2 separate regions of the Homo sapiens genome follow, and region 1 is linked to region 2. Evidence: chromatin loops called from intact Hi-C (ENCODE). Cell type or tissue: B cell. All regions are shown on one strand.

What was found. A loop is a pair of places that touch in the nucleus more often than their neighbours do. Peaks named below come from ENCODE experiments on the same cell type or tissue, not always from the same donor. Only the 100,000 strongest peaks of a DNase experiment are listed, where the experiment ranks them.
Region 1: a loop joins it to region 2, with 14 times the contacts of the local background. A loop is called at or near these places in 6 of 110 quality-filtered maps.

The regions. Positions count from the first base shown.
Region 1 is chr14:35,824,787-35,827,286 of GRCh38, forward strand. BRMS1L (BRMS1 like transcriptional repressor) reads left to right here and starts at 1,552. Exons shown (of 10, transcript NM_032352.4): 1 at 1,552-1,872. The coding sequence starts at 1,731. RefSeq lists silencers at 1,593-1,692, 1,943-2,112. In B cell, no CTCF peak of the experiment used is centred here; DNase peaks (open chromatin) are centred at 593 and 1,485; H3K4me3 peaks cover 1,970 bases; H3K27ac peaks cover 1,318 bases.
Region 2 is chr14:34,538,411-34,540,910 of GRCh38, forward strand. It overlaps EAPP (E2F associated phosphoprotein), which reads right to left and starts at 1,291. Exons shown (of 6, transcript NM_018453.4): 1 at 1,145-1,291. The coding sequence starts at 1,218. LOC105370447 (a long non-coding RNA gene) reads left to right here and starts at 1,339. Exons shown (of 2, transcript XR_943739.1): 1 at 1,339-1,374; 2 at 1,776-2,500. RefSeq lists enhancers at 494-1,418, 1,069-1,228 and a silencer at 1,369-1,468. In B cell, no CTCF peak of the experiment used is centred here; DNase peaks (open chromatin) are centred at 1,341 and 1,891; H3K4me3 peaks cover 1,917 bases; H3K27ac peaks cover 2,162 bases.

The DNA.
Region 1 (2,500 bases), 1.3 Mb after region 2:
CAGACGGGGTGGCTGCCGGACGGAGGGGCTCCTCACTTCTCAGACGGGGCGGCTGCCGGGCGGAGGGGCTCCTCACTTCTCAGACGGGGCGGTTGCCGGGCAGAGGGTCTCCTCACTTCTCAGACGGGGTGGCCGGGCAGAGACGCTCCTCACCTCCCAGACGGGGTCGCGGCTGGGCAGAGGCGCTCCTCACATCCCAGACGGGGCGGCGGGGCAGAGGTGCTCCCCACATCCCAGACGATGGGCTGCCAGGCAGAGACGCTCCTCACTTCCTAGATGGGATGGCGGCCGGGCAGAGACGCTCCTCACTTTCCAGACTGGGCAGCCAGGTAGAGGGGCTCCTCACATCCCAGACGATGGGCGGCCAGGCAGAGACGCTCCTCACTTCCCAGACGGGGTGGCGGCCGGGCAGAGGCTGCAATCTCGGCTCTTTGGGAGGCCAAGGCAGGCGGCTGGGAGGTGGTTGTAGCGAGCCGAGATCACGCCACTGCACTCCAGCCTGGGCACCATTGAGCACTGAGTGAACGAGACTCCGTCTGCAATCCCGGCACCTCGGGAGGTCGGGGCTGGCGGATCATTCGCGGTTAGGAGCTGGAGACCAGCCCGGCCAACACAGCGAAACCGTCTCCACCAAAAAAATACGAAAACCAGTCAGGCGTGGCGGCACGCGCCTGCAATCGCAGGCACTCGGCAGGCTGAGGCAGGAGAATCAGGCAGGGAGGTTGCAGTGAGCCGAGATGGCAGCAGTACAGTCCAGCTTCGGCTCGGCATCAGTGGGAGACCGTGGAAAGAGAGGGAGAGGGAGACCGTGGAGAGGGCGAGGGCGAGGGCGAGGGCGAGGGAGAGGGAGAGGGAGCTATGTACCCTTTTTTTGAGAAAGTACATCTGGTTAAGTATGTATTTTTCATTGAAAACTAAAGTTAAATCAGGACTGATGGCATTTTCCGACTGCATTTGGTAAAAAATAAATGCCAAAAATATTAGATTGAAAATGCCAAGATAAAACTTCCTTACCTTCTGTATTGTAAAAGTTTCAAGAATAATTTAAAGATTTTTGCACAACACAGAAAGTGCAAGTTATCGTCTATAGTTAATAATTAAATAAAACAGTTTATTAATGGTAGGTAATAAAGGTGCTTAGTAAAACAGATGGTTCTCCAGTTCCCCAGGCTCAATGAGCAGGCAAAGATCCTTTTAGGCAAAAGACATTTTCACATCTAACAGTAACATCTCTGATGGTCAGGCAGGTCAAACAATCACTTGGCGGGAAATAGATAAATACAGACTAAATTCGCACAATCTGTTTCTGTTTAGTTTATAAACTGCGATCCAGAGTGTCAGCTTTCGTGCCTTGTGGGACTTGAAGTCCAGAAGGAAGAAGTGATCAGGGCTGCCGAGGGATGGAAGCGTGCAGCCCCTGCAGGTCTGAGACCTACGAACTACAACTCCCGGCAAGCATCGGAAGGCCGCGTCGTAATTGCGGGCAACCAATCGTACCAGAGCAGGGCAAGCCCCCGCCCTCTGGCTCGGTGGAAGGCCTCCGCCAATGGCAGAGCTCCCATCGCAGAGCCTGCGGGTTAGGTTGTGAGGCCCGGGCCGGGGGCGGGGAGGAGCCAAGGGGGCGAGCAAGCTCGGTGGCTGGGTGGGTTGGGGCGTTCCGCGCGCCCTTCATTGAAGCGGCGGTGGCCGGGCTGGGCGCCGGTAGTGGAAAGCGACGGCGCGGCTGGAAAATGCCAGTCCATTCCCGAGGGGATAAGAAGGAGACCAACCATCACGATGAGATGGAGGTGGACTACGCCGAAAATGAGGGGAGCAGCTCCGAGGACGAGGACACTGAGAGCTCGTCGGTCTCCGAGGATGGAGATAGCTCAGGTGCGCGACCCACTGCTGGGACCCTGAGTCCCCGCGCCCAGCGCGCGACAGGCCGCTCTCCGCACGCCAGGCGGCTGCGTCCTGCTGGGAAAGCGGGGCGGGGACAGAGGGAAGGGGCGGAGACTGGCTCTGGGCCCTGGGCTGCACCCTGACCGGTCGCTGGGCGCTGTCTGGCTCCTGATGGGTCCCGGCGGCGGGGCGGGGCGGGCCTGGGCTTGTCCAGCTCCCAAACGCGGCGTGGTCCTGCCCCCGGTGGTGCTCTGGAGCGACCAGCCCAGGCGGACAACTTCCCGCAGCAGACAAACTGGAAATGCCTCCTCTCCCCAGCCCACCGACCTCTTTCCCTATTTTCACCTTTGCAACCCTCACTTCTCAGCGCAAGTGAGTTGCCGGGACAGAGGGTCGGCTTAGTAATTAACCTCAGTTTGCAAGTCAACTTGCCGGTCAGCACTTTTACATCAGTGTCTTTTCGGGGGCTAACTTGAGAGCGGTCCCGTTCAGTAGCTCCCTGAAGTTTGCAAGACTGAGAGGAAGGGACCAACATTCGGGCTCATTTTGGATCTTCATATGCTTATAAATTGGCTGAGTTTTGGCAGCGTTGAAAATTCTCCAAGTCTTTTCTTCCCTT
Region 2 (2,500 bases):
ACATACATATATACATACCTCCTTTCACAGACAGGACCCATTAACTGAAACTCTTTTTCACAGGGAATCCTGGTATCTATCCTCACTCCCAACAAAAGAAATCTTAACAGCAGTCTGATTTCCCATGCATCCAATGTCTCCCCATGACAATATGAGGAAACATTGTTCTTTTGATTTTTTTTTTTTTTAAGAAATGAGGTCTCACTATGTTGCCCAGGCTGTTCCTTTACTACCAGGCTTAAGAGATTCTCTCGCCTCAGACTCCCAAAGTCCTGGGATTACAGGCATGGGCCACCACACCCAGCCAAAGTTGTTAATGAAAGCATGGCTTTACAGAAAGCTTCTTTAGGCAGAATGAATGTTTTAAAGTTTAAGAATAGGATCTGCTGACAGCTTAAGAAATAACTAAATTTGTGTGGAAATATCTCGGCAAAACAGCTTCAAGTTTCCCTGGTAGAATAAAGCCCACCCTTCTGGAAATCCCACGAACCTTCTTCTGTGCCTATCTCAGGTCAATATTCTCTACAATGCTCTGCCAAGAAATATATACTTTATCTTATTACCCTTATTATACTATAAGCCTCTGGAAGACAAGGACCTTATGATTTATCTCTGTAGCTCAGAGCGAGCATACAACAGTCCCTGTCAAAAAATAAAAATAAAAAAGGCTGTTCAATATTCCCTTATTTCTGTTTATGGCAGTTTAGTCTTCAAGATGGACACTTCACATTAAGTCCTGTGAGCCTCACAACAAACATAGTGTGTTATACTATGTTATATAGGTTATACAATTATGTTATTATAGTTCAATTTTACAGGTGAGTAATCGAGGATAACTGACTTGCCTTCCGTCACTCTGCTACTAAGGTGTAGAGACAGGTTTCGATCTCATTGCTTTTGAAGATTTACACGCGGTCCCCCGTGATTCCGGAATATCCCTCTTCCTACAGGCGACATCGGCACCGCCTCCCCCCGGGACTGCGCGACCCCATCAGGAAAGCCCTTTGGCTTCGCACAAGTAACAGGCACGACAGGCTCCCGAGCCGCTAGGGTCTGCGTAGGCTCGGCAGGCGCAACGAATGGAGGCGACCAAAGCCAGGCCTCGACCCAAATCCTCGGGGGCCAGGGTGGGGCGGGAGCCCACCTGCTCAAAGCCGGCTCCTCGTCGCTAGGCTCTTCAACCGCGTAGGGGTCGTAGTCATCCGGAAGCCGGTTCATGGTGGCCTGCAGCGGCCTACACCGTCCACAAGCAATTTGCAGCGTCTCTGTTTACACTGCAAGTCCAGTCCCTAAAGCGCCCCTGACGCCACTTCCGCCTGAACGTCCCAGTCCCCCTTGCGCGCCCGCGCAGACCGACAGCACCGAGGGAGGCAGGTAGAAGGCGGGGAAGGGGCGGAGCAGGAGCGAAAAGGGGCGGGGACGGGACGGGGGCGGGTCTTAATCCCACCATTTTTGTTTTGTTTTGTTTTTTGGAGACGGAGTTTCGCTCTTGTTGCCCAGGCTGGAGTGCAATGGCGCGATCTCGGCTCACCGCAACCTCCGCCTCCCAGGTTCAAGCAATTCTCCTACCGCAGCCTCCCGAGTAGCTGGGATTACAGGCATACACCACCACGCCCGGCTAATTTTGTATTTTTAGTAGAGACGGGGGTTTCTCCATGTTGAGGCTGGTCTCGAACTCCGGACCTCAGGTGATCCGCCCACCTCGACCTTCCAAAATGCTGGGATTACAGGCGTGAGCCACCGCTCCCGGCCAATCCCACCATTTTCTTCCGCAGCTTCTGCTTACAGGAAAATAGCAGCTACCTTGTCACCAAAAATAATAATGATGGGCACCCTCATAAGTGACAGTCTCTGAGGTGAACATGCTACATGCAGCGTCTCATCACCTACGAAGCAGGAATCTAGACGCTGAGGGACACACAGCCCGAAATCCAATAAGTCCTCAGACACCAGCACCCACATCCCTCCAACCTCGCCTCTAACCCTTATGCCTTCCACACCATGAGGCTCTCAACCTCTCCTTCACACTGTTCACTCCTCAGTCTGACTGCGGCCTCAACAATCTACGAAAAGTTATCTTTTCTCGTCATCTTCCCAGTCCCCACTTTTGCTCAGCCCTCAACTGATCCCACTCGATACCTGAGGAGAACAGGCAGATGACAGCCACTTGAGCTCCATCGGGAGACTGTTTCTAACCCTGTTTCTGAACCAGGAACTCGGGTTCCTGCCTCCTACCGAGACACTGTGGCACTCTCTAAAATGTGGAGTAGCTGTAATAAATCTACTCCTGTATTATGCTTTACAGTGCAGGTCTTAGTTTTTCTTTTTTCTCATTTCTTTTGAAATGGCATCTCGAACAAAGTCCACCAATCCCTTTACAAAAGAATGAACTGCTCCTCTGTGTGTACTTCATAGAAGGTGGAATCGGACAGAAGCAGGTTAGTGACAGTTATTCCTGAAATACAGGAGCAGAGTACAGTCTGTTGTGGTTTCCCGGATT